Regions from separate parts of the Homo sapiens genome. Here region 2 is linked to region 1. A link is a loop called in an ENCODE intact Hi-C map of the cell type or tissue named here. Cell type or tissue: breast epithelium. All regions are shown on one strand. Links, peaks and the distances in the headings refer to the core of each region. The heading gives the core; the rest is flanking DNA.

Region 1 (14,956 bases), core at 5,349-7,848:
TGCCCGGGGTGCTGCTAAAATGGGCTCCCCGAGGTGAGGCTTGGAGCAGCCACAGGGAGTCCAGCAATGGGAGGCACCCTGAAGTGTCGGGTACTCCAAGCCTTCCTTGACTTTCACTCATGTGAAAGATGAGTAAAGACAGCCTTTGGCATTTTGTCCACAGGGACCAAGACTTGACTTTAGAAAGCATCCAGATATTGCTGGCAGGTTGGAGGTAGAGGCAGAGAAGATAAGTAAATAACATGCAATCCACATGACGAAAATAGTTTGAGATCATCCAGGGAAGGAGAGGCTTCCTGATGCCAGAATGAGGACAGGGCTTTCCAGCTGACAAGGAAGGTCACCCGCCTATGAGTAAAAAATGAGTGGGTAAGGCACTTTGCAAGGGCCCCTTTGGTTCTAATATTGAAAAAATCACCACCCAGGTCCAGTTTTCATTGGAAATTTACACCCTAGCCAAACACTGCACTTTGTAAGAAATTAGGAAAAGACATTCTCTGCCTTCAGAAATTTTCACAAACCCTGCTATAAGTTTCATTTGTGCATTGTTGCATAACAAATGATCCTAAAATATAGTCGCTTAAAACAACAACCATTTATCATTACTTGCAATTCTGTAGGTTGACTGGGCTCAGCTGGGTGGTTCTTCTGTTCTATAGTGATGTCATCAGGGGCCACTCTCATCCAGAAGCTCAACTGGGCTGGAGTGAGCACTCTCTCATTCACTCACCTAGTTGGCAGTTCCTGCTGGCTGTCAGTCAGGGGCTCAGGTGAGCTGTCGATAGAAGCACCTCATTTTCCTTCCATATGGGCTCTCTACTAGGCTGGAGCTTATCACAGCATAGCACTGAATTCCAAGCAGGAGTGTTCCAAGAAAGGGAAAGCAAAAGTTGCAAATCTCTTAAGTCCTGACTTTGGAAGTTACACAACATTGCTTTTGTCACATTCTATTGAGCAAACCAAGTCATATGCCAGCCAAGATGCAAGAGGAGTGGAAAGAATCTTTACCCCTTGATGGGAGAGGTGGCAAAAACTTTGCAGCCACCTTTTAACCCACTGCAGGTGGTCACTGTTAGGGAAATGGAGAATGACACCCAACTTTGGTGACATTATTATAGTGCTAAAGACCCCAGTTCATGGAGTAAGGAGTCACAACAAACGGAGTGAAGGAGAGCAGTCACATCACAACTGGCAGGGAGACCAACAACCTGAGGGCACAAAGCTATAGAAACAAGAGAAACCTCTTCCTCTTTCACTCCCTGTGTGAGCAATGATGACAGGAGTGGAAACCTGGTGTTTTGAAGTCCATTGACCTGGTCTAGCCACCTTTTTCTTTCCTTCTTTTGAGTCTGGATAGGATGTTCCTCAGGCAAACAGGAAGTCTTCTTTAACTGCAAACTCCTGCTTCAAGTCTCCTGGTGAGATCAGACTAGGAAACCTACTTCCTCTCTGCACCCTTCAGTTCTGAGCTCCAAACCTATCATTCAACACTTGTTTTCCACAAGAAGTGACAACGCTGTGAACTAAATAAAGTGGAACTTCATCCTAGGGCTTAATTCATGTGTGGTAAGTTAAGACTACATAGGTAGGCCGGGCGAGGTGGCTCACGCCTGTAATCCCAGCACTTTGGGAGGCGGAGGCAGGCAGATCACCTGAGGTCAGGAGTTTGAGACCAGCCTGGCCAACATGGTGAAACCCATCTTTACTAAAAATACAAAAATTAGCTGGGTGTGGTGGCACATGCCTGTAGTCCCAGCTACTCGGGAGGCTGAGGCACGAGAATTGTTTGAACCTGAGAAGCAGAGGCTGCAGTGAGCCGAGATTGTGCCACTGCACTCCAGCCTGAGTAATAGAGTGAGACTCCATCTCAAAAAATAAAAAAAAAAAAATTACATAGAAAGTGCACATGAAAGAGAGGGGCACATACTTGCTCTTTTTTTTTTAACTCCTCTTTTAAAAACCTTTTTTTAAAAAAAGAAAGAAACCTTGTTTTTCACCCATCCCTCTCTGATTTCACATACATAGACTGCAGATATCACATCTTTAGCCCAGCATGGATCTCCGAGCTGGACCCCTGAGGAGACCCCTGCATACCCAGGAGGCCACTTCTATCAATTCCTTGAGCAAGCTGGGAGGATGGGTGTGGACGTCAGAAACAGCTTTAAATGCCTTCCCAATGAGGAAGGTGAAAACCACACCAGATTTCCAGAAAGTGATTTCTCACCTACAAGGCAATTTCAGAGGACGTGAGGGCAAAGCTTAGCAGCTCTGGAGGGCCACAGCCCCCGCGCGTCTCCACTAGTGCAGCAGTCTGCTCTCTGCATATTTTTCTACTTTCTTGTGCAACGTGTTCCCAAAACCAACTTACAACCAAGCTGGAATGAACAAAAAAGAGATTTGGTCTCCACATCAAGACACATCTGGGAGGTAACTGGGAGGCATTTGATAAGAAGACATTGTGTGGACAAACTCTGCAATAAATAACCAAGAAACTCCAGAGGAGTTCCACTGAATCGTAGATTTGTTTATTCATTCATTCAGCCAACATTTATCAAGTACCTGGTATGCCAGACCCGGGGACAGCAGCAAATGTGAGTCTTGGAGTGTGGAGTCAGGTGAGGACACAGGTATTGAACTAGCAATGACAAGTGTGAGGAGAGCCATAGAAGACAACAGTGCCCTGCAAGAATGGGTCCCTTCCTGCAAAAGTGAGTCCTGTGTGGCTGGGCGCAGTGGCTCACACCTGTAATCCCAGCACTTCAGGAGGCTGAGGCGGGTGGATGACCTGAGGTCAGGAGTTCGAGACCAGCCTGGCCAACATGGTGAAACCCTGTCTCTGCTAATAATACAAAACTAGCAGGGCGTGGTGGTAGGCGCCTGTAAATCGCAGCTACTCAGGAGGCTGAGGCAGGAGAATCACCTGAACCCGGGAGGCGGAGGTTGCAGTGAGCCAAGATCATGGCATTGCACTCCAGCCTGGGCAACAGGAGCAAAACTTCATCTCCAAAAAAAAAAAAAAAAGTGAACCATGTGATCCTTGTATCAGTAAAAAGTCACAATTTTGATTCTGCAGCTACTGAAAAAGTAATCTTTTATGAACAAATGATTCAAGGGCCAAAGCTCTCTGCTGCTGTGTTTTGATTTCATGCCACCTGACACTTGTGTTGGCGAGCCAGCCACCAAATATCATGCTAAGATACAAAGTCTGAATTTTGTACTACTGAAGAGTTGTCAGTAAAAGGACACTTGACCACAGAGAAAAACAAGTCACCCTTCCGTAACTTGGCCCCTAGGGACCATCAGTCTAGTAACTCACCATTGCTTAGCATTTTTCTTTTGCCAAAAGAGAGGGCCAGGCTGGAGAAGGGGCTGAGGTAAGAGCTATGGATCTCCCAGGGGATGCAACTGTCACCCCAGCTCAGCCACTGGGGGACAAAGGCAGGTCACTGCTCTTCTCTGGCTTCAGTTTTTCCATCTGCGAAATTGGGTAGCAGAGATTTATTGACCATGGTCTGTCATTGAGTAATTCTTCAGGAGCAACAAGGAGGCAGCTGGAGAGGGGTTGGCCTTATGGAGGAGGCTCTGGTCCCCCAGCCACACTGTGGATCTAGGGACCCTTCTGCTGTTATCTGTTTAGCAGGATAAAAAGTCCGTCTTGTGTAGGCTGGGGAAGGTCGCTAGGTTCCAGGGAGGACTCAGGGTGCTGTGCCCACTACTATCAGGCTGGCCCTGTTGCAGGAATATGACTGGCTTTGGCATTACTCTGATGAACCATCAAGCCCCAGCATGAAAGAGGAGATGCAGAAGAGCATTTGTCCATGCAATCTAAAAAAGGTGAGCACAGAACAAGAAGGATGGAGGGGAAGGGATGCCAGAGCAAGTGCCCAGAGTGGCCCAGGAGGAAGACCCTGTCCCCTTGAGGGCACCTGTGGTTGGGAGGCCTGAGCAGGGCATGTCAGTGTCCCCTGATCTGGAATCCAAGAGCAATGAACACCCCGGATACATACATCATCTAGATTGGGTTTCTGCATCAGATTTCATTTACAAAAGAGTTTCCCTGCTGAATTAAATGTGACGACCACATTCTCCATTCACAGTGCTGGTGACTGGAGATTTCTTGCAACAACTCTATACCCCACCCAGTCACATTGCTACTAACAGCAGCCTTGCACCTGGGCCAAAACATTCACAGGAGAGTGAGAATGACAAGAGTTGTCTCTAAGGACCTAAAGAAGAGGACAGCCAACTTGTCAGCCAAAGCACCTACCTATTTCCCTCCTTCTTCCCCTTTCTCTATCTTCATTGCTTCATTCACACATTTATCCAACCCACCAGCCAACCTACTAATATTTTTTGAATGCCTACCTTGTGCAGAGCTCTGGGAAAGACACTAAGAATTCAGCACTGACTGAGACAATATCTTTGCCTCCATATGATTTATATTCTGGGGGAGATAGACAATAAACAAATAAATAAGACAATTATTAATTGCAGCAAAAGCAGAAACAAAAGTAAAGTAATGGAAGTAGAGAGTTAGTGAGGGGCCTCATCCTTCTTGGTCTTGGACCCTAATCTTCTGCAGGTGGACAGCCACATCCCAAAGCAGGACTCCATTCATACTTCAGTGTGTGCACAGAGCACTTGGGGACCTTGTGGAAATGTAGAAGCTGACTCAGTAGTTCTGGTGTGGGGCCTGAGATTCTGCATGTCTACCGGTTCCCAGGTGATGTGGGGCCATGCTTTTTACAGTGTAGGTCCACAGAACATGGACTACTCATTGCCAAGCCCAGACGATGGTGATAGCCCCTTGCCCCAAGGATGGCACCCGAGGGAAGCTGAGGAGGGAGCCTGCAAAGACCTGCAGAACTTCCGAGGTTGGAGAAGCCTGACCAGACCCATGAGCAGCTGCATAGCTGTGCCTTGCAAACCCAACCAAGTGGCTTTAGCAGGAACTGCGGTAGAGCTCAGAGGTGTCTCAACCAGCTGCCAGGGCTGCCAGGAAACTTAAGCAAAGACATCTGCCTTTGCCATTAAAAAAAAAAAAAGAAGTATCTCTTAGCTGGGTATGTGTGGTGGCAGAGATAGGACAGCTCTATGATGAAGCTGGTTTTGAGATGGACTGGACCAGCAGCCATGAGATGGAACTCTGCACCCAGTCCCTTTGCTCACCTTGGTCCCACTTCTTTCTTCTTAAGTTCCAAAGAGCTGCACTCAGCCCTCAGGTCTCAGCATGCTGTGGAAAGCACACGTGTTTGGAACTGATGGCACTTGAGCCTCAGCTAAACCCTAACAAGCGTCACCCTCCCGGCCCTGGTGGTCCCATCTGTGCACCAAGCCAAAATTGCCTGCCTGCTTTCCGTGTGGTATCATGGTGTTGATCAGAGGAAACAGACACCATTAATATAATGAGCACGTCCGATCTAGCAGCCTGGAGTTTACCCAGCCTTGAAATAGACAGAGGGGACCCTTAGCTGAGGGAAGCTGATTAAGAGTCAGCCATGGGCCAGGCACAGTGGCTCATGTCTGTAAAACCAGCACTTTGGGAGTCCAAGCTAGGTGGATCACCTGAGGTCAGGAGTTCGAGCCCAGCCTGGCCAACATGGTAAAACCACGCCTCTACTAAAAATACAAAAATTAGCCAGGCGTGGTGGCAAGTACTTCTAATCCCAGCTACTTGGGAGGCTGAGGCAGGAGAATCGTTTGAACCCAGGAGACAGAGGTTGCTGCGAGCCGAGACTGCACCATTGCACTCCAACCTGGGCAACAAGAGCGAAATTCCATCTCAAAAAAAAAAAAAAAGTTGTCCAGGCACGGTGGCTCATGCCTGTAATCCCAGCACTTTGGGAGGCTGAGGCGGGCGGATCACGAGGTCAGGAGATTGAGACCATACTGGCCAACGTGTTGAAACCCCTTCTCTACTAAAAATACAAAAATTAGCTGGGTGTGGTAGCGTGTGCCTGTAATCTCAGCTACTCAGGAGGCTGAGGCAGGAGAATCCCTTGAACCCGGGAGGTGGAGGTTGCAGTGAGCTGAGATCACGCCACTGCACTCCAACCTGGTGACAGAGCGAGACTCTGTCTCAAAAAAAAAAAAAGTCAGCCATGTCCTGTAGCGGTAGGGATTCAAGGCGGCATCTATGAAGCTGCAATAGTTAGAATAAAGGACAACTATCAGGAGTCATGAGAAAGCAGGCTTGTATCAACATCACTCAAAATCAGTATCTAAAACAGCACCCGGCACACAGGGGACTCTGCTTAAATGACCGCGGGTGAACACAGAACCTACCTCTCCCACCATTCACTCCCTCCTTCCTACTGGATCTTTGTTTGGTTTCTTTATCTCAGAGTCCCTGCGTGGAGCAAACCAGTTGTACCTGGAAAAGCTGTGCTGTCTCTTTAAGTCCCTCGCGAGTCTCCCGACTTTCTTTGGCATCAGAATTGGGCATCTCTGGGAATCTGACCCACATCTGTGCAGAATAAAGAACAATTATCAAGCTGAAACATGCCCTGCACCCAACACACCTACTTAATTGGTGCTTTACTTAAGCTAATGTTTCAGATTATTTGGGCCTCCCCAATGCATCGAGTTGAAAAGGCAAAGCTCATTTGCTGCTAGTGTCCCTTGATGCCTCATGTGCCTCGTATGCTCCACACATGCACGAAAGCCTTCCAGGGTGTGCGTGGGCATGAACCTAGTTAATAATGCTTTTTGCTTCTTAGCAATTGCCAGCTTCGTAGGCAGAGCTTTTTGAACGTGTTTCTGGAAACCTCTTCTGAACCACAGGACTAGAATAGAATAGCAGACACTCTGTAAATATTTGTAGAGTGACCGAACAACACAGAGGGGGCAAAGCATAGTGGCTAAGAAGGATTAAGATGTTGGCTTCGGACAGATCTAGGATCTGGGTGTGAGTATCAGCTCTGTCTGTGGGGCCTGAAGCTGTCTAAACACATGTCTTCATAAGCTGAACTGATAAAATAAAATCATATTGATAAAACTGGCAAGGAGGAAGTACTTTTAAAATGTTAGTTGTTGAAGGTGACTATATACATGATTGCTGACCAGGGACACTTTTGATAGTGAATAGGGGACTATAATAATCATACCAGGGCCAGGCACAATGACTCACGTCTGTAATCCCATCACTTTGGGAGGCCGAGGCAGGTGGATCACCTGCGGTTAGAAGTTTGAGACCAGCCTGGCCAACATGATGAAACCCCATCTCCACTAAAAATATAAAAAATTAGCCAGACATGGTGGTGTGTGCCTGTAGCCCCAGCTACTTGGGAGGCTGAGGCAGGAGAATTGCTTGAACCCGGGAGGCAGAGGTTGCAGTGAGCCAAATCATGCCACTGCACTCTAGCCTGGGCAACAGAGCGAGACTGTCTCAAAAAAAAAAAAAGTCATAACAGAATAACAGGCGTAAACCAGGTCTAGCCCAACAACCAAGGGTTGTGGGTACCCCGGCTATTATTATTTAATAGAGGAGATGCTTAGAGATCATCAAATCCAACATATTTATTTGACATATGAAGCTAGTGAACCTGAATAGGCTGAGCAACCTGAAGTCACACTGCCTATTAGCAGAACATTGCTTTAAGGTCACACTGGTTTTGGTCCCAGGCTCTGGGTCCCACTTGGGGAGCTAAGCTACCAGCGGTTGTCTCCATAACACTGCAGAAAAGAGCTGTGAGGAGGTGACCTCTAAGCCCCACCAAGGTTCTGAAAGATCCTCATTTACAAAGGATGGCAGTGAACTTCAGAGATGTTAAAAAACCTCTCTGAGGTGGCCCCAGGCCACACAACAGTGTGTGATTGCTAACGATGTGTTTCCTGGATTCTCTTGCACTGAAGTAGAAGATTTCATCATGTAGATTCTTTTTTTTTTTTTTTTTTTGAGTTGGAGTCTCGCTGTGTTGCCCAGACTGGAGTGCAATGCCACAATCTCGATCTCGGCTCACTGCAACCTCTGCCTCCTAGGTTCAAGCGATTCTCCTGCCTCAGCCTCCCGAGTAGCTGGATTACAGGCACCCACCAATGTGCCCGGCTAATTTTTGTACTTTTGTAGAGACAGGGTTTCACCATGTTGGCCAGGCTGCTCTTGAACTCCTAACCTCAGGCGATCCACCCACCTCGGCCTCCCAAAGTGCTGGGATTACAGGCGTGAGCCGCTGCGCCGGGCCACCGTGTAGATTCTTATACCAGGAATGGTAGCTAGCGTCCTGGTTTCGGTGATACCAACAACCTACTTTCAGCTTCCCCTGTCTTCTTTCAGCGTGTTTGTTTCAGAAATCACTGGTTCATCCTGATTATTGACACATCCTGGTCAGAATTAACTGCTCCCATTCATGTCTCTATCATAGTATAATTACTTTTTTGTTTATTTATTTAGAGACAGAGTCTCACTCAGTTGCCTAGGCTGGAGTCTAGAGTGCAATGGCGTGATCTCGGCTCACTGCAACCTCCGCCTCCCAGGTTCAAGCAATTCTCCTGCCTCAGTCTCCCATGTAGCTGGGATTACAGGTGCATGCCACCATGCCCGGCTAATTTTTGTAGTTCTAGTACTCATGGGGTTTCACCATGTTGGCCAGGCTGGTCTCAAACTCCTGACCTCAAGTGATCTTCCCACCTTGGCCTCCCAAAGTGCTGGGATTACAGGCGTGAGCCACCACACACAGCCTAATTACTTGTTTATATGTCTGCTCCTAGAGACTCAGTTATTTAGAGACAGATGCCGTGCTTGGCACAGTGGGTGGGATACCATGGCTCTCAGGTAAACATTTGCTGAATGTCATTGTTCTCAATGTCTGTCACATTGCTTACCATTGGGAGGAACTGACAATGACCTAGCTTTCCCAGTCAAGATGCAAGAACTCTCAAAAAGACCCCCAAACATCCCTGCTGAATGAAATGTCTTAGCTCCAGTCTTACCTCCAGTGAGAAATAATGGGCGGCACCCCACCCCCCTGCTAAATAACTCAGCCTAATTTATACTTGATAGGTTTCCCCATTCACGTCCTTTTTCCAGAGCATTTTCATTTCTCCCTTAAATCCTGGAAAATCACTATTTATCTCATCTGTGAGCTAGAGCCGGCTCTCCTGGTTCACAGGAGCCAACTGTGTGCACCTCTTGCCAAGGCCATGTTTAGGGAAGACACATAGATAGCTCGAAATGAGCCATTCTGGAAGTATTTACACTATGGAAATCAGCAAACACTACAAATCAAGGCTTTTTAGAACATTTCTTAGAAAACCAGTTGTTAAACATTTGCCAGTACACCACTGCCTATGTGATACCAAGCCCTCCTTCCCCTCACTCTGCCTGCTTGTACATGTCTTAATGCTCTGGAGCCACCAGCCAGTCTCTCCAGTTTCGACCATGTTATCCATTTTCTCCCAAGACCCATCTGAGTGCCGCTCAACCCTTCTGCTTGTCCCTGCCAATTGTGGGTAGCCAGCACACCGCGGTTCTAAAAGAGGTATTATCTATAACAGAATCTCTTACAACCAAGTCCCATCACCCCAAATGAGTCAGTTCAGCACGCTGCTTGTAAAAATGTGTTTACAGAATGTCTTTCAGATCCATGCTTTGCACATGCCTTCACTTGCTAAAGAATTATCCAGTTCCCCTCCACTTCCCCGCTCTCATGTCCCAAACAAAGTGTGATCATCACATTTTTAAATCTCCAGCACACCCTGGGTCTTGTCAGGCAGCCGCATACGGACTGAGTTTCTTTTAAACAGGCTAAAATTTCTCGTCTCTCAGCTTAGTCTTCATGGCTTTGACTAGGGGAAAAGGCACTCACCACTTCCAAGCCAGGCTGCCAAGAAAAGGCTCAGCAGAGCCCCCCAAGTCTCTTTTTGAGGAACGCTCTGATTTACAGAATTAAGTTATGGCCCGACTCTTCAAACGGATAATCACAGACTGTAGCAAAACTCTGAGACTGAAATGCGAGCTGCCGTTTTGCAGCGTGCACTGTGATTTTTAGCAAAGCCTGTTTAAATTGTGACGCTCTCCTCACAGCCCTGCCTTTCATTTCTGTCAGTTTCCAGGCACTGGGGCTCTTTTCTTTGGAGAATGATACATCCAGGCTGGGACTTCAACTGGCTTTCCCCATCAACATTTCTTTACAACGTTTTTAAAAATCAGAGATAAAGTTTTACTTGAAGAGAAGTCTTATATAACTCTATTGCCTGCCCTGCTAGTCCTGACTGTGCTACAAAGGACTGGGTTGAGGGCCGCGTGCTTCCCTGAGAAGACGTAAGCCTTTTAAAGCAATGAAATGATCACTTCTCATTAATTTAGCTGTAACTCAATTATTTTGGAAACAAAACAAAGAGACTGTGGAAAATCTTGCTAAAAATAGCAAATCAATGAAGTGGAATGGTTGGTTTTAAGACAATTAATTATGCAACAGTAATGTTCTTAATCATCTCTAAAGGAAACTATTTGCTCATAGTATTAGAAGAGATCAAGCAAGGACCTTGCCAGTCACCCCCTAGTCCCAGCTCATCATTTAGTGCCCTCTGGGGCTGGTTGTTTCTAACTGGTTTTCACCGTGGGAGGATAGACAGAGTGGGACTAGGGAAGCTGCAAGCCCTATTTTGGCCACCTGGGTATCATCAAGGAAGAAGAATTCAAGCATATTCCTTTCGTCGATGGCTCCTTTCAGTGTGGAGGAAAACCCCAGTGCCCAACCAATTTCCCCTGCTCATCATTACACAAAATCCCTGCACTAGAATACACAGGCAGACAGACTGCTTTCAGCAATTGATGTGCGTGTCTTAAAGTAGGGTCTGACAGCGCACACACTATGCAGCCAGTGGAACCCAAGTGCACACAGCCTCACACAGCATGAGCATCAACATCTGGTTCCCACTCTTCATTATGGAGACGACTTGCATTTATTGAATGCTTGCTGCATGCCACATGCAGTTCTAGGCACTGTACACACATCCAGTCGTTTTAAATTCTGTGGTCAAAGGAGTATAACATAAAGTGTACCATATTGGTCTTTTTTTTTTTTTTGAAACAGAGTCCGGCTCTGTTGCTCAGGCTGGAGTGCAGTGTCGTCATCTCGGCTCACTGCAACCTCCGCCTCCTAGGTTTATGTGATTCTCCTGCCTCAGCCTCCCGAGTAGCTGGGATTACAGGTGCCCGGCACCATGCCCGGCTAATTTTTGTATTTTTGGTAGAGACAGGGTTTCACCATGTTTGCCAGGCTGGTCTCGAACTCTTCACCTCAAGGGATCTACCTGCTTCGGCCTCCTAAAGTGCTGGGATTACAGGCATGAGCCACCGCACCTGGCCCATATTGGTCATTTTTAAGTGCACCGTTTGTTCATTAAGATCGTTCACGTTGTTGTGCAATCATTGCCACCATCCATCTCCAGCACTTTTTCATGATCCCAAACTGCACAGATCCACTCTTTAATCCTATGAGGTAGGGTATTAGCCCTATTTACAGATGGGGAAACTAAGGCACAGGGCCATGCAGTAAGTAGCATCTCTTTAAAGAGATGGCTATAGGCTGGGCACAGTGGTAATCCCAGCACTTTGGGAGGCCGAGGTGGGTGGATCACCTGAGGTCAGGAGTTTGAGACCAGCCTTGCCAACATGGTGTAACCCCGTCTCCACTAAAAATACAAAAATTAGCCGGGTGTGGTGGTGCATGACTGTAATCCCAGCTACTCAGGAGGCTGAGGCAGGAGAATCGCTTGAACCTGGGAGGTGGAGGTTGCAGTGAGCCAAGATCGTGCCACTGCACTCCAGCTTGGGTGACAGAGTGAGACTCTGTCTCGGAAGAAGGAAGGAGGGAAGGAAGGAAGGAAGGGAGGGAGGGAGGGAGGAAGGGAGGGAGGGGATAGTGACATTGGGAATCTAACTCTGCCCTGAACCATATGGGAAACCATTTCTGAATTAGTGCTCTGGGTAACGTTGTCCCCCTCACATAATGCAGCATATCTTATGTCTGTAAACCAGGGCTTGGCAAGTGTTTTCTTGCAAAGGCCATTACAGATTCTTTAGGCTTCGCAGGCCACACAGTCTCTGTTACAAATACTCTCCTCTGCCCTTGTAGCAAAAGCAGCCCTAGATCATATGTGTGTATGTCATGGGCATGGCTGTATCCCAATGAAACTTGATTTTTGGATGCTGAAATTTGATGTCATATCATATTTTTACTGCGGTGAAATGGAAAGAACATACAATTTTATCATTTAACTATCTTAAAGCTACCATTCGATGGTGATAAGTACACCATTCGATGGTGATAAGTACATTCACATGGTTTTGAAACCATCACCCATCGCCCATCTCCACAAATGTTTCATCTTCTCAAACTGAAACTCGATGCACATTAAATACTAACTCCCCCTTCCTCCACCCCATCTACTGAAACCACCATCCTACTCTGCCTCTATGAATCTGACCACCCTAAGAACTTCATGTCAGTGGAATCATGCAGTATTTATCCTTTTGTGTCTGGCTTCTTTCCCATAGCATAAAGTGAATTTCCTATCATTTTTGCATATCAGAAAATGTTAGCCATCTTCTGATTTGTTTTCGGTGATTTGTAAAGGTACAAAGCTTTCTTACCTCACACAGCCTGTACCAAAGCAGGTGGTGGGATGGATTTGGCCCGTGGGCCATAGTTTGCCTGCCCCTGATCTCAACGTTTTCACAAATGTCAATCTGACCATCTGCTTTGTACAGCACAGAGAGGCCAAGCAACTTGTCTACAGTAACACAGCTGCAAACCTGGCCACACTCAAACCAGAAGCCAGGCATCTATATTCCCAGTTTGTTTCGGGAACAAAGGAGAAAAGTTTGAATCCTCCAGTTTTTTCACTGAAAGTGGTTCCATGCTGGGTGACGTCTTTAAAAGTTACTGTTGTTACTGGTAAAGGCACAGAGGTTTCTCCAGGCTTCCCATCCTGGAGAAGGGATTGGCAACGCATAAGACACTCTGCTTTAGAAGAAAGATCAAGTATGCACTCGTCCTCTGACTGTTGTTCAAGTCAAACAAACCAGGCCAGACAGCGAACAGTCAGCTTTATTCACTCAAGCCCTCCTTCACTGGAGCACACATTACTTTTCTATACGATGACTTGCCAAATGCTTAAAAGGCACATTTGAAAGAATAACAAATGCTACTCTGTTTCTTTCTGGTGGCCAGGACATCTTGTGTTTACAGTGTGGAGCTTGGGGGGCTTAGAAACACCCAGCCATATTCTGGCTTTCTTCTCCCAAGTCAGAGCTTGCACACATGGAGTTTTTTACATGCTGGCACTGGCAACAGGACCTTGGGCAGGGGACCCAAAGGGGGCCCACTGAAGGGTGAGGGCCAGCCTCCCCCAGCCTGGGCACTGATTGTTTGAACCGGGTTTTGAACACAGCCTGACATCTGCACGTATAGACCCGTGCCAGGGTACAGGGCAAGCAGAGCTCATGTGCGGGAAGAGAAACAGTCCAGGTTTATTTTCAACAGCTGTCTTTCAAGAGCTGCAAACAGAGAGCAAATGTGAATGACTGGGAAAAGGCTATTTCCCTATTTCTTCAATGAACCTGGTAAATTGCAATTTCCAAATCAGAGGAACTACCGGATCAATACAACCAACTTTGAAGGAATGTGTGAACGAAGAAGAAGAAGGCCAGGTGGGATGGCTCACGCCTGTAATCTCAGCACTTTGGGAGGCCGAGGCATGCGGATCAGCTGAGGTCAGGAATTCGAGACCAGCGTGGCCAACTTGGCAAAACCTCGTCTCTACTAAAAATACAAAAATTAGCGGGGTGTGGTGATGGGCACCTGTAGTCCCAGGTACTTGGGAAGCTGAGGCAGGAGAATCACTTGAACCCAGGAAGCGGAGGCTGCAGTGAACCGAGATTGTGCCACTGCACCCCAGCCTGGGAGACAGAGTAAGACTCCATCTCAAAAAAAAAAAAAAAAAAAAAAAAGGGCTGGGCACAGTGGCTCGTGCCTGTAATCCCAACACTTTGGGAGACTGAGGGCAGCAGATCACGAGGTCAGGAGTTCAAGACCAGCCTGACCAACATGGTGAAACCCCGTTTCTACTAAAAATGGAAAAATTAGCCAGGTGTGGTGGTGCGTGAGCCTGCAGTCCCAGCTACTCAAGAGGCTGAGGCAGGAGAATTGCTTGAACCCCGAGGCAGAGGTTGCAGTGAGCAGAGATTGTGCCACTGCACTCCTGCCTGGGCGACAGAGCAAGACTCTTGTCTCAAAAGAAAAAAAAAAAAAAAAAAAAAAGAAGAGCAATAAAAATAAGAATGAAGAGGGGGAGAAAGAGGAGGAGCAAGAGCAACTGTTGCTGCGAATCCAGTAACCATCCCATCAGTGTGGTCGCATGTGTCCTGCAAGGCCCTCATTCTGCAGGCACTGCGTTGGGTGCTCAAGGGATCCAAAGATGAGACTGGCCGTCAGTGGGTTTGCAGGCCAGGAGGGAGATGACACCTGTTTATCAATAACTGTAACACATGGCAATGCACACTAAAAAGCAGTAGGTAAAGCGCTGTTGGGCGGCAGGGAGGGGGGGGTCCCAGGTGGGAGGAGATTGCCTCAAGCCTGGGAGGGGTGAAGAAGAATGGGGAAGCCTGCAGGGACAGGCGGCTCTTGTGTTTAGCCTCCAGCATCCTTTCTGGCAGCCGGCTGGACTCTGACCAGCCCCTGGTTTCTGGACTCAGCATGTTGCTGTTTCTCATGACCAAGCTTCTTTAACCTTCACTGTCAATGGTGGGGCCCCAGCTCAGGCCTCGGGCCCAGGGCTCTCAGCTGACTCCCAGGTCCTGAGAACCAGAGCATTGCCTCATGCCTCACACTTCCCAACACCAGAGCCCAGACCCAGGTCGCATGCCCTGACTGCTGAAACATCAGCAGGCACCCACCTCCAGAAAGGGCTGCCCATCTAGGAGGACTCGTGTTGGTGCCTGGGGACAGCT
Region 2 (14,956 bases), core at 6,530-9,029, 60 kb before region 1:
ACAAAATACGGAGATGTGAGTGAGGATATGATTATGAGGGGGTATGTCTGTGGCTTTGAGAAATCTCATTAAAAACTTGCTAACCAGCCAGGCATTCAATCAGAAATATATGTTTTCAAAACCAAGCAAGTTAACCACAAGTGAAAGAACTGAGCCCACTAGCAGACCAGTTAGCCCATGGGAATTCCCAAGATCTGCCTTCAAAGGAAACTTCTCCAATCATTGGCTATGCTGTTTGACCAAGGAGGAGACTGAGAAAGATATTCAGTCCAACCATTGGATGGAACACCATCAACAGTATTTGTGATAAAATACCAAAAGCAGCTTTTTCTTCTTTTTAAGAGACAGGGTCTTGCTCCGTTGCCCAGGCTGCACTGCAGTGGTACAACCACAGCTCACTGCAGCCTTGACCTCCTGGGCTCAGGTGATCCTCCCACCTGAGCCTCCCAAGTAACTGGGACTGCAGGCATGAGCTACCACACCTGGCTAATCTTTTATTTTTTGTAGAGATGCGGTCTTGCTATGCTCCCGAGGCTAGTCTCAAACTCCTGGGTATACACGATCCTCCTGCTTCGGCCTCCCAACTAGCTGGAATTACAGGTGCGAGCTGCTATGCTGGCCCAAACCAACTTATTGATGATGTTTTCATTACAAAGGGAATTTCTAAAAATTTGCAAAGCCTGTGTGGGTTTTTTGTTGTTTTTATTACTGATATTGTTCTTTTCAATTCCTAGAAACTTCAACACAACTAAGAAGCCTGCTGTTACCAACTTAGGATCTCTACCAAGTAAAAATCCCAATTAGAACAAAGGTGACTTTGAACTGTTATCGGCAGGTTAATCAATGAAATGAGTTTGGAATCTCAGGCTAACTACCTTCATTTTCCCTAGGTACTTCCAAAAAAAATAGCCTTTCTCCCTGACATGGAGTGTGGGCATCTGCAGGTCTCAACAGGAATGAAACCAAAATAGAAAATTACTTTTTCTCTCATCACTCGAGAGAAAGAACCACTTTAGCAGCAAGAGTCTTGATGCAACTGTCTCTCCATCACTTCCCTCGAGTTAAGCAATGGACCTGAACTTTTCGTCCATCATGATCTTCTCAAAAACTAAGTCTCAAGCTCTTCAGAAACATTAATCACCGAAACAAGCTGGAAACAATAAAAATCCCTCGAACAAATGGGTATATGCATCTACCTAGTTGCTGCCAGATAACCCATTAACATACCTAGTACCTAGGGAAGGCAAGAACTAGTTAACTTATACTTTTCTATGCGAAAGGATAAATTCTCAACCCTTCAAAACCCTCAACCTGGATGCATTTCAAAAATTAGCATATGAAACTGCAACTTTCTTTCTGGAGAAAATGTGTTGCACCGAGGGGCATATGTAACAGCATTATTTCCTGGCAACCAGGCTTGTAATGACATCACAGGACTGTTCCACTTGGAAACATCTAGTGCTGGTACCATGTGAGGTCATCAGCTAGTCAGCTGCTAAAATATGACCAGAGAATGCCCTGCACATCTGTGATGAAGAAACCAACTTAAAAAGATCAATCAAATCAGCCCATGGCTGGGTTTTTCAATGCATGTACAACATGATGTTAATAGATACAGTTTTTTGTTTTTTTTTTTTTTTGAGACGGAGTCTCACTCTGTCGCCCAGGCTGGGGTGCAGTGGCACAATTTCGGCTCACTGCAACCTCCACTTCCCGGGTTCAAGTGATTCTCCTGCCTCAGCCTCAGGCGCCCGCCACCAAGCCCGGCTAATTTTTATATTTTAGTAGAGATGGAGTTTCACCATATTGGCCAGGCTGGTCTCGAACTCCTGACCTTGTGATCCGCCTGCCTCGGCCTCCCAAAGTACTGGGATTACATCCATGAGCCACCGCGCCCGATCTTTAATTCTTCATTGTTATTTTTGCCATTGTATTTGGCACCCAAGCTTTTCGTACTCTGTACAGAATCTAAAAAACACTCTAGCAGGCAGCTGAGCTTGCCTTCTTATGTTAACCAACAAAATTAGATCAATAATCTAGCAAATCAGCAGAGGGAATAACCTGCAATATATTTTTCCAACTGGAAGATACAGAACTAAATTTTCAATGTCTCAATCCAAAAGGAGAAAAAAAAAAAAAAAAAAAAAACTCAAAAAAGCCCAAAAACGTCACCATCAACACAGGGTCACTGGAGCATCATTTGTCAAAGTTCCTAAAGAAGAACATACAAACACACCCCAGTGGCATTTTCAGACAATCAGAAGGCACCAAAGAAATCAATCTGGACACATGAGTGTTTTCCAGGTGGCTGAAAATACAAAGAATTTGGTGCTTCTGCAATTTTCCCTATTAATCGGGTCAGGCATTTGACACTTGAGGTGGCAAAAAATTGTTTTAATGGCAACGTCCCCTTTCCTGCCTTGCCAATTACCCCGGCCGTGGCATTCCTCTGTCCACACAGACCACAGCTGCTTAATCTCAGCCGCCCCAGGCTGCACCTGTGAATCAGACCAGCCTAATCACACTAACAGATGGCAGAGGCCAAGTAGCCAGCTAAGAACCGCTATCACTTTAAATAGCATCTAATGTTTCACAGACACCAAACAGAGGCACCTCCTCACAGCAGTATCTCCCTGGTACAGCTAACACTAGCCCTTAATCACTGCAGAGCACCCATTTCAGGGGCAGAGTTGCTGTCATTCGAGAGCTAATTACAAAAGAACCCTGCTTGCAAGGTGAAGGCATGGCAAGTACACTGTTGGTTGGCATTCATCACATGGGTGCTCTACCCCCTGGCCCTTCTGCATGGGCGCTGGGCAGTTAGGAACACTGTTCACAATGCAAAGCATAAGGTCCACAGCATATAATCCTTCTGAACCACTCAGCCTGCCTGTCATGTAATCCATACCTTGCTGTTGCATTCTATTGCTTCACATGGTTTCACGGTAACCTGCTATTAGGCAGGTAGCCGACAACCAGGACAACGCAGTTCCCCAGGCATCCAAAAACCAAGCTGACAGAATCTGATGTCTCAATCCATAGCGAGGGCACCCACATACAGTAAAACTGGAGAGCTGTAAACACCTGTACAAGCATTCTCACTCCACCCCCATCGTGACCCTAGGATGCTCTCAGGCAACAGGCCTACAACTGAAACGCAGCCCTTCTTTTGCTTGCTAAGCCACAATTTTCCATTCAATAAAGCAAGAATAAATACTCTCTCCACCTGATCGGGTTATTGGTGGCATGGACGGAACCAGCAGCCAGCACAGAGCCTGTCTAGTGCAGGCCCTCAGCATCTTTGCCTCCAGCTTCATGCCAGAGCCACTGGCCAAAAGAAGTGAGTGGGCCAGGTGCCGTGGCTCACGCCTGTAATCCCAGCACTTTGGGAGGCCGAGGCGAGCAGATCACGAGGTCAGGAGATCGAGACCATTCTGGCTAACATGGTGGAACCCCATCTCTACTAAAAAATACAAAAAATTAGCCGGGTGTGGTGGTGGGCACCTGTAGTCCCAGCTACTCGGGAGGCTGAGGCAGGAGAATGGCGTGAACCCGGGAGGCGGAGCTTGCAGTGAGCCGAGATAGCACCACTGCACTCCAGCCTGGGCAACAGAGCAAGACTCCGTCCCCAAAAAAAAAAAAAAAAAAAAAAAAAAGAGGCGAGTGACATGCTCCACTTATCAGTGCTTTTTATTAAATAACAATAATGATAACCTCTTTAGAAGGCTGGTACAAATCACAGAAGATACTTCCACTCACCTTATTATCCACTGTTTTACGAACAAGACCACTAACAGTAAGCTCCCATTCAGGGCAGACCTCCACGTGCAAATTCTAAGCCAGTGGTTCTCGCATTTCAGTGTGAATCAGAATCAGCCCCAGAGTTTCTGAGGCAGTGGGTCTGAGGAGGAACCTGAGAATCTGCATTTCGAGGGAGTTCTCAGGTGATGCTGATGCTGCTGGTCCAGGAACTTTACTTTGAGAACCACTGCCCTAAGCTTCCTCTTGACAAAAAGTAAAAACTGCACCAACCAAAATATTTCTCTTTTGCCCCAGCTGCTAGGAGACTCAGGGACAAATCTAAGTCTTCACTTAAGTAACTCATTTATCCGAGGCACCTACCAATATCTATTTTATCTTTTTCCTTTAAGAAGACAGGCCGGGCGCAGTGGCTCACACCTGTAATCCCAGCACTTTGGGAGGCCGAGGCAGGCAGATCACCTGAGGTCGGGAGTTCCAGACCAGCCTGACCAACATGGAGAAACCCCGTCTCTACTAAAAATACAAAATTAGCGGGGTGTGGTAGCATGTACCTGTAATCCCAGCTACTCAGGAGGCTGAGGCAGGAGAATTGCTTGAACCCGGGAGGCAGGGGCTGCGGTGAGCTGAGATCGCACCATTGCGCTCCAGCCTGGGCAACAAGAGCGAAACTCCCATCTCAAAAAAAAAAAAAAAAAAACCTAAAGGACAGTCTTTTCAACAAATAGTCCCAGAACCACTGGACATCCACAGGCTAAAAAGTGAATCCACACACACACCTTACATCCTTTACAAAAATTAACTTAAAATAGATTACACACATAAATACAAAATACAAAACAATAATACTCCTAGGAGGTAACATAGGAGAAAATCTAGATGACCTTGGGTTGGGTGATGACATTTTAGGTATAACACCAAAGGCACCATCCATAAAAGAAAAACCAGACTACATGAAACTTAAAAATTTCTGCTCTGCAAGAGACACTGTCAAGAGAATGAAAAGGCAAGCCACAGGTGAGGGGAGAAACTATTTGCAAAAGAGATGTAATAAAGGACTGTTATCCAAAATATACAAAGAACTCTTATAACTCGACAGTAAGAAAACAAACAACCTAATTAAAAAATGGGCCAACGGCCTTAACAGACATCTCACCAAAGAAGATACATGGATGGCAATTAATCATATGAAAAGATGCTTCACATCATCTGTCATCAGAGAAATTTAAATTAAAACAACAAAATACCATTACACACCTATCAGAATGGCCAAAATCCAGAACACCAAGCACATCGAATGATGTGGAGCAACAGGAACTCTCATTCATTGCTGGTGGGAATACAAAATGGTGCAGCCACTTTGCAAGGCAGCTAGGTGGTTTCCTACAAATCTAAACATACTCTTCTCACATAATCCAGCAATCACACTCCTTAACATTTACCCAAAGTAATTGAAAACTATGTCCCCACAAAAACCCGCACAAAGATGTCTGTAGCAGCTTTATTTGCAACTGTCAAAACTTGGAAGCAACAGAGTTTGTTTTTTTTTTTTTTGAGATGGAGTCTCACTCTGTCACCCAGGCAGGAGGGAGTGCAGTGGTGTGATCTCGACTCACTGCAACCTCCGCATCCTGGGTTCAAGTGATTCTCATGCCTCAGCCTCCCGAGTAGCTGGGATTACAGGCATGCACCACTACACTTGGCTAACCTATGTATTTTTAGCAGAGACAGGGATTTTGCCATGTTGGCCAAGCTGGTCTCGAACTTTTGTTCCCAAGTGATCCACCCGCCTCGGCCTCACAAAGTGCTAGGATTACAGGCGTGAGCAACGGTGCCCAGCCGAGATATCTTTTAGTAGGTAAACGGGTAAATAAACTTTGATACATACAAACAATGGAATACTCAGTGCTACAAACAAATGACCCATCAAGCCATGAAAAGACATGAGAGAAACTTACATGCATCTTACTAAGTCAAAGAAGCCAATCTGTAAAGGCTACACACTGTATGATTACATACCCTAAAGTCAACCACACACTTTGGGTGATAATGATGGCAGTGCAGGTTCATCAACTGGAACAGATGTACCATTCTGGTGGGGATGTTGATAACAGGACAGGCTATGCATGTGTTGGGGAAGATTATATGGGAAATCTTTGTTCCTTCCTCTTTATTTTGCTGTGGACCTGAAACTGCTCGAAAAAATAAAGTATTGCCAGGCGCAGTGGCTCACACCTGTAATCCCAGCACTTCAGGAGGCTGAGGCGGGTGGATCACTTGAGGTCAGGAGTTCAAGACCAGCCTGGCCAACATGGTAAAACCCTGTCTCTACTAAAAATACATAAATTAGGCTGGGCACGGTGGCTGACGCCTGTAGTCTCAGCACTTTGGGAGGCCGAGGCAGGTGAATCACAAGGTCAAGAGTTCGAGACCAGCCTAGCCAACATGGTGAAACCCCATCTCTACTAAAAATACAAAAATTAGCCAGGTGTAGTGGCAGGCCCCTGTAGTCCTAGTTACTCGGGAGGCTGAGGCAGGAGAATTGCTTGAACCTGGGAGGTGCAGGTTGCAGTGAGCCAAGATGGCGCCACTGCACTCCAGCCTGGGTGACAGAACAAGACTGCATCTCGGGAAAAAATATATATATATACATAAATTAGCCGGGTGTGGTATATTACTTAGGCCTTGTTTAAATGTACCAAATTGACTAAAATCCTTTTAAGAAAAATGTAGAATATACCATGTAAGCAGAGAATCCCAATACCCTATGTACAAACACTTTAGGAACATTCTAGCCAAGTCATTGGAAAATGCAAGTAATGCTATATTGTATTTTGTGTATTGAATAAACATTTGCAAGCAACCACTCTTCTGAGCACTATACAACTAGGAACTCATGTAATCCTCATAACAACCCCAGAAAATAGTATTATTATTATTACTCCCATTTTATAAAGAAACTAAGGCACAGAAGTGAAATGAGCAACTCAGAAGTTGTGGAGCAAGATTCAAACCCAGGTTGCCCAGCTCCAAGAGGCTACGCCATGTTCTTCCTCGCAAGTAAATGGCCTCTCCCATGTTAGCGCTCAGTGTTCATGGCCCTCATTAAGCAAGCCACCCTTGGCTCCCTTTTCAATCGTGGTCTACAAAGTAAGGCACACGTCCTTCATTTTCACTCAGCATGAGGTGTGTGTTGTAGGAGGCCGGGTTTCTCACCCTAGGGATGATTGACATCTTGGACCAGATAATTCTTTGTTATGGGGCTGTGCTCTGCATCCCTGGCCCCTCCCCAGCTAAAGGCCACCAGCACCCCCTCCCTCTGTTGTGACAACCAAATATTGCCCAATGTGCCGGGAGAGCAAGAATAGGCAATTGCCCCAGTCACACACCACTGGATTAAACCAAGCACAATCACTGATTACAAGGAAAACCAAGATGTTACATGGTTCTACTATTCTTATGTCTCTGAATAGGGAGAAGTCAAAGGGAAAAGGGAAAATCAAGGAAAGAAAAGTAGTAACTGCTTTGAAAAACGAATGACCAGTGACACGAGAAGAAAGGACAAACGATAGAGAAGGCTGTGCAGCAACACTGGTTTATTCTCAGGTTTGAAAGTCAGGAAAGTAGACACAGCGGGGAAAGGCAAGGGCCGCGGGACACAGCATGGCGCAGAAGAGTCGACAAGAAGACAGGTGACAGGCAGAACTTCCCTCCATGCTCCTCTCTCGGGGACCATCGGAGCCGGGCAGTTACTTACTCTTGTTGTTACTGTTCTCACTGACAAAATCTTCCGCACCATCGGTGTCATCCTCATCATCTCCGGATGAGATGGCATCTGTATGCAAAAGAACATATTCCATGGATGTGTTTTTTGCAAAGCAAAAAGGTTGCAATTATCTACAACTGAGACCTTCTCCATAGCAAAGTCAACAACCCAGGAACCCTCGCAAAGAGCCTGGGATTGTTTTCAGTTAAGATAGTTTTAATGGCTTAAATTTTCCCTCCATGATGACAGTTGGTCTATGTTATGATTCTCAATGTTTTCTGCTTTCACGCTATTTAAACAGGCTATAAAATTGGATATATGAGAACTGGATTTCAAGCTTCAAACAGTATTCAAGCCCCTGACAAATTTACCAATTGTGTAGCACCCAAAGACTCTTTTTCCAACATTAACCTTTCAGTATGCGGGGTCTCCTTGAAGAAAGAAATTGATCCCTAACAAAACTCAGTCCCTGTGTGGCCCTTCTCATCGTCAACTAACATTCTGAAAGCAGAACTTTAAACTCGGCCACAAAGGGGGCCTGTTCTGTCCCGCTCACTGCATAGAAGGAAATCATGGAGAGAAACTCAAACTCTAATAAATGAATCAGAAATCTTGAGTATCCAAATTTCAACCCTATATTCTAAATGCCAGAGATGTCAGTGGTACAAAAAAAAAAAAAAAAAAGCATGTATTTACTTAAATAAAAGCGTACTATCTTAAGAAAAATGTTACTTTGTGCACAAGAATTCTATCATTCTTAATGATCGGCCTTTCTGGTGCACCAGGTCCCAAAGAAGAATTTCAAAAACTATGAAGCTGTATGCCTGGCATCCAATTACAATTAGAGATCTCACTACCTTTTCACTTGGCCAAAAAAATGTAATGGCTACAGAGAAGAGAGAGCATAGTGCTGGCGGGCCAACTCACCTGTGACATTCACCATGAAGTACCAAGTTTCACTGTCTACAGTCCTACTGGCAGTACAAGCATAGAGGCCGGAGTCTCTAGGCGTGGCGCCCTTTATCTGCAAGTACTCCCCAATAAGCACTGTCCTATTGTTGGGCCCCAAGTGCACCCCATCCTTAGTCCAACTGATCACGGCGGCATCTTTCAACAGGCAGCGCACCTCTAGCGACTCCCCTGGCGCAGCCACGTACACTTCTGGTTGAGAGATTTGGTATTTGGTTGGTGGCTCTGCAGAAAGGTGGGAGAGAGAAGACGGAGACAGATGGGAAGGAGGGAGAGGAGAGAACGTCCAACAAAGGTCAGTGGAGGCCTGCTTATTCCCAGGAGAAGCTGTTCTTGCTCTGCAAATGGCCCCAGCAGGCATCCACCTCTCCCCAAGCCCCAGGAAGTCAGGAAGTATCTGGAAGAGCAACCAGAGGATACCCCCAGAAAATCTGTCCTGACTTAGTTTCCACATCCTATGGGGCTTTAGAAACAAACCAAACCATAGCATGGAAGAATATTCCACAAGAAAATGTTTAAATTGATTGCCAAAGCGTGCTTGCACTGTAATACCTGCAAAAATCTGTTATTGTGGTATGTTTTATTTGTAAGAATGCCGAGTTTTACACATTTGTACGTGAAACGTGACTGTGCGCCACACACACATACACTCTTTATTATTTGTGCTAGACTTGGTCTGTTGCCCCAAGGCCAAGCTTCTTAAAATGAAATGTCTCAAACTCAAGGAAAACTAAGGGATCCCTCTACAAGATTTTTTGCCATCCAGAGTTTTCATGAGCTCTCATGTTCAGATCAGTACTTTGCCGGTTTAGAGACCTAATTCTGTGCTGGGTGAGCTGAGACCTGCTGTTTTCCCAAAATGATAAAAGCCTAGAGGCCTTAACACCAAAAACAAAAAGAGCAAAATGCCCAGACAGCTGCAAGGCAGTCTCCGTTGCACTTACAGGGGTCCTGAAATGAAGCCGCTGGGTGCTGTGTGCCCCCGACTCCACACGACAAAGCTGAGTCCCACCCTGCTCACCAACACCCACCACACATGTCCCAGGCTTCTTCTGTAGGGACAGTCCTTCCTCCCTCTCTTCCCTGTCATCCACCCTCCAAGACCCAAATCAAGCAGGGTCCTCCGTGATGGGAGTCACCTTGCATCAGTCCCCCTGGGCGGAAGAGCACTGGCTCCCTCCCCCTCCACCATACACCTGCCCACTTTGCCAGCTCATGGGATGCACCATATTCTCATGAATGCATCCCATCTCCCCACGGAGACACCAAGACCCTAGAGAAAAGGCGTGGGTCTCATGGTTCTCTGTGCTTCCCGCCACCGACCCCATCCTGCTTGGCAGACACATGGCCATGTCAAACAAGGTCACAGTTCCCAGATATGCAGCACGGGATTGGACCCACAAGGATCCAACCCACACAACCTCTCCACTGGAGTTGAGAGGACACCACTGGCATTTATTAATAACAACAGCTGGAGCGGCCAGCTGGGATGGCCACGAGGGCCCAAGAAGGAGGCTTTCATCCCTCCAGTGAGAAGTGTGAATGGGACCCAGAGTTCCAGGCCTAGAAAATGCAAAGCTTCCCAGCACTGAGACAGCACCAAATCAGGGCAGGATCAAAGGCAACTGTTTTGCCTAGACACCCCTCAGAAGAACAAATCTCCCACAGGAGACTGAAATCAAGTCAATCTGTGTTTCAGTCCCACTGTGAAAGGAGCAAGGGCCACATGCATTGGGGACAAGAAATCCCCCTCACCACCACCATCAACAGCCACACAGGAGGCCCGGGGCTTCTCAAGGGGGCATCACCAAAGGCATGCATGCCAAGCCCCAGATGCCAACTAGCACGTGAACACAAAGAGAGAATCACAACAAAAGGAGGAAAATAGAAGCTAAATGTAACATGGACAAATGCACCCCAAAGCAAGGAAAGCCCAGCTGACGGGCAGGTTATGTTTCTAACATTTGTTTTCTCACTCAGTAATTATTTACTGCATGTCTACTATACAACAAGCCTATTCTGGAAGCTCCGCAGCAAGAGGAGACAAGATAAAGACCCTGCACTTGTGGAGCGTCCATTATGGTGGGGGTGACAGACGATAGATACAAAATCTACAAAAAATACAGTGTTCTTGCTTAAGCATTAGGAAGAAGGACATGGCAAGGTACGGGCACACACAGCAGTGGCAGAGGAGGGCTGGTCCCTTGGCAGGAGGTGGCGGATGATGGCCCGCGGGCCAAGCCAGCCGCAGCTTGTTTTTGTAAACAAAGCTTTATTAGAACACGGCCATGCCCATTCCTTATTGTCTGGCGCTGCTTTTGTGTGTTACAAGGGCAGAGTTCAGTCATTGCAACAGAAACCCTGTGGCCTGCAAGCCCTACAATATTTGCAGTCTTGCCTTTGCAAAAAGTGTTTCAATCCCTGTTGTATAAGACAATCAGAGAGACTTCTCCAAAGAACAGGCATTTGAGCTGAGAAGTGAAGGACAAAGCGAAGTTTAAAAGATGTTGGGAACTTAGTTTGAAGGCTCTTAGAGCAGGTCTCTCAAGGCTGGTTAAGTCAAAATGCGGCTGAATTGAGTGACTAATAGAAATACTTTAAACTATGGAGACCAAACAGAAAAAAGAAAGGAAGAGAAATATGAGAAGGAGGAGAAGACGGCAGGGATTCAGTCTGGTCCCAAATCTTGGCCCATCTCCCACTCCCAACATCCTAGAGTCACAGATTCACTCAACATGAGAGCTGAAGGGGCCCCAAACGCTATTGGTCCAACCCCTTTGACAGCTGGCTAAGGCAAGGACCAGATGTCCTTTGAGTCCCAGGTCTCCAACAACTCATTGCTGAAACAGCACCCACCATGTTAGAATGAATTTACATTGGATCAGTCTGGGTCATAAAATGATCAATGTCTATTATGACAACATCACATGATCAGCAAGTCACCAGAAATGTTATGGAATGTACTTTCCTCTTAGCCAGAATTGATCACCAGGGCAGCCGCTGAGCAGAAGCAGCAAAGCTTCCCTCCCTCACAGGGAAGGCACCTGGGACCCACACACCAATCTGCTCCATCCTGACCCTCAGATAAGGTGCAACCATGTCCCTATGTCACGCAGAGGAATGCTCTAAGACTCCATTAGGGGGAAAAAAAGAAAAAAAAAAGATAAGCAAGGCATTTGCAATTGTGATGCAGAAAAAAATCTCTCTCCCGGCAAAGGAGGAGTTATGATGTATGATTTCCTGTTTTTAAATGAAAGTGTTTTCATTGAGAATCCTTTCCTTCACCTAAAATCAGTAAACCCCAAAATCTTGCTGAAACTGGGGGTATCTGAGCTGCTGGACTACCACGTGCTGTTCTAGAAGGAAGTACAGGGGACAGCGAGGACCTGTGTCTTATTTGGAGCTGGACATGGGAGATGCCTGGTGAAGGGTGCTGCCCTGGACGAGAAGAGGATGAAGCCCTGAGTTCCCACGCCTCTCCATTCCTGCTTAACCTTTTGGCCTGGTGTTCCCCATCTGTTGCAGGGTAAGAGTACCCAAATACTGGTTTATTATTGGTAAGATTCCAATGAGCCAACGAAGATGAACCTGATCATCAACTACAACATGTCGGGCTAATGACTGTCACTATTACTGTTACTCTTCAAGGCGGAAGATGCTTGCCGTGATTTTTTAAGCACCACGATTTTCAGAGGATAATCACAGAACATCTGGGTTTCTTTTTCTTTTCTTTTCTTTTCTTTTCTTTTTTTTTTTTTTGAGACAGAGTCTTGCTCTGTCACCCAGGCTGGAATCCAGTGGCACGATCTCGGCTCACCGCAACCTCCGCCTCCCAGGTTCAAGTGATTCTCCTGCCTCAGCCTCCCAAGTAGTTGGGATTACAGGCGTGCACCACCACACCCAGCTAACTTTTTTGTATTTTTATGAGAGACAGCGTTTACCATATTGGCCATGCTGGTCTTGAACTCCTGACCTCGTGATCTGCCCGCCTCGGCCTCCCAAAGTGCTGGGATTATAGGCGTGAGCCACTGCGCCCAGCCAGAACACTTGGATTGCTATCTCCAGATACAAAGTGATTTTACAGGAGTCCCATCTCAATGGACAGTTAAGATGACTTGACGTACTAAAACTGCTTTTGATCCCAGTAAAACCAGATCAAAACTGTCATCTAGATATCCAAGCTTCAAGGATAGTAAAATATCACCCCCTAAAATACACCAATGAGATAATGATGTTTATCCATAAAAATCAAGCCATCCTGTCTTCAAAGTCTCAAACCAGTAACTGCTGTCTTGGTAAACTGAGAAAGCAAGGACTCCTCCCTCCACCCCTTCAGTGGTCATTTCACAAAGGGCCCATTTTGGGGATCAGCGGTGCCTTTAGTAAACATGCCAGTAATACCCCTGGGTATCCCAGAAGACTCTGCAAGCACATGTTAGGGAGAATGCATGAATAAACACACAAGAGAGAAAGAGGTTGGGGAGAATAAAAAGAGGAGGATGTAAGTAAGAAGAGAGGCAGGGATGGGGTGGGGCCATACGCTGGGGAGGGGCCAAATGCCACACTGGTAGCCTCCCAGGCCACCCAGTGGCCCCCCAAGCCCAGCCTGCAGGGCCCAGCACACACGACACATATCAAAGACAACCCCGGCCAGGGGGCCAAGAACACAAGCACCTAACAGCTGGCTCAGTGGAAGCAGCTCTGTCCCTGCCCGTGTCCTTGGGTCCATTTGCCGTCCACAGGGCTTAGCTTCTCTTCTGGGTTTGAATGCTGCAGGTGACCTGACCCGCTGCCCACTCCCTGCAAACATGCACTCCCTGAGCCCTCCATGTTCATCCCCACAGTTGTACTGACCTGGCCCCAGGCTGCGCGGAGCCAGGACAATCAGAGAATCCCCTGTGCCTGCATGTGCAAAGGGGCCTCCCTAACTCTGGTCACCCCCCATGGATGGACAACCTCTCCCTGACTCCACCAGGCTGCACAGCCTGCTCTGTGAAAGAGCAAAGAATTCCCCAGGAAATGTACATAACTCCTTTTATAGTCATGTGAGCACTTCCTGGATTTACTTTTTCCCATTGCTGTGGCATACTTTTCACCTTTCCTGTGCGAATCCACCAGGGGTGCACAGCCCAACATCTCCCTCATCTCCTGCCAAAACGCAATGGGGAGAAGGTTCCAGAAGCCGCCTTGCTATGCACAAATGCTCTTTCAGAGGCTTCCACAGACAGAGAATATGTTTCCATGTATTTTTCACAATATGAATTAAAAGTCGAAAAGAAGCAAGCAAGCTTCACAGTAGTATTGGCCAATCTTTGTCACTGTTTCCTAAAACTGGTAAACAAACAAGGCACCAAGTCTCCTTCCTGGGACACAGCTCAACACTCGTTTCTACTGCCGTGGCCACACTACTGCAGCCCTGCTGCATAAAGCTCAGTTGCATCCACGTGAATTTTCTCCCAGAAGTTTCAAATACTTGGGAAGTACCAGCAGCGTGTTAGCAAGCAGCCTTTTTTTTCTTTTTTTTTTTGAGACGGAGTCTGGCTTTGTCGCCCAGGCTGGAGTGCAGTGGCGCGATCTTGGCTCACTGCAAGCTCCACCTCCCGGGTTCACGCTATTCACCTGCCTCAGCCTCCTGAGTAGCTGGGACTACAGGAGCCTGCCACCACACCTGGCTAATTTTTGGTATTTTTTTTAGTAGAGACGGGGTGGGTTTCACCATGTTGGCCAGGATGATCTTGATCTCCTCACCTCGTGATACGCCCACCTCAGCCTCCCAAAGTGCTGGGATTACAGGCGTGAGCCACCGTGCCTGGCCTTTTTTTTTTTTTTTTTTTTTTTTGAGACGGAGTCTCGCTCTCTCCCAGGCTGGAGTGCAGTGGTGCGATCTCGGCTCACTGCAAGCTCCACCTCCTGGGTTCAAGTGATTCTCCTGCCTCAGCCTCTGGAGTAATGGGATTACAGGTGCATGCCATCACGCCTGGGAATTTTGTTGTTGTTGTTGTATTTTAGTAGAGACAGGGTTTTACCACGTTGCCCAGCCCAGTCTCAAACTCCTCAGCTCAGGCAATCCACCTGCCTCCGCCTCCCAAAGTGCTAGGATTACAGGTGGTAGCCACCGCACCTGGCCACAAGCAGCTTCTTTAAAAACAAACAAACAAACAAACAAACAAACAAAAACGACTGGCCGGGCGCGGTGGCTCGTGCTTGTAATCCCAGCACTTTGGGAGGCCGAAGCGGGCGGATCACCTGAGGTCAGGAGTTCGAGACCAGCCTGGCCAACATGGAGAAACCCCGTCTCTACTGAGAATGCAAAATTAGCTGGGCATGGTGGCGCATGCCTATAGTCCCAGCTACTCGGGAGGCTGAGGCAGGAGAATCGCTTGAACCCAGAAGCTGGAGGTTGTGGTGAGCTGAGCTCACGCCATTGCACTCCAGCCGGGGCAACAAGAGCAAAACTCCATC

What was found. A loop is a pair of places that touch in the nucleus more often than their neighbours do. Peaks named below come from ENCODE experiments on the same cell type or tissue, not always from the same donor. Only the 100,000 strongest peaks of a DNase experiment are listed, where the experiment ranks them.
Region 2: a loop joins it to region 1, with 24 times the contacts of the local background. A loop is called at or near these places in 1 of 110 quality-filtered maps.

Annotation. Positions count from the first base shown.
Region 1 is chr10:121,618,465-121,633,420 of GRCh38, forward strand. It overlaps LOC107984183 (a long non-coding RNA gene), which reads right to left. Exons shown (of 3, transcript XR_001747308.1): 2 at 6,374-6,466; 3 at 5,148-5,233. Among named protein-coding and RNA genes, the nearest start is that of FGFR2, 27 kb to the left of the region's middle. RefSeq lists enhancers at 5,291-5,792, 5,793-6,292. In breast epithelium, for the core only: no CTCF peak of the experiment used is centred there; a DNase peak (open chromatin) is centred at 6,587; H3K27ac peaks cover 751 bases.
Region 2 is chr10:121,556,986-121,571,941 of GRCh38, forward strand. It overlaps FGFR2 (fibroblast growth factor receptor 2), which reads right to left. Exons shown (of 18, transcript NM_000141.5): 3 at 8,453-8,719; 4 at 7,517-7,594. Among named protein-coding and RNA genes, the nearest start is that of FGFR2, 34 kb to the right of the region's middle. In breast epithelium, for the core only: no CTCF peak of the experiment used is centred there; no DNase peak of the experiment used is centred there.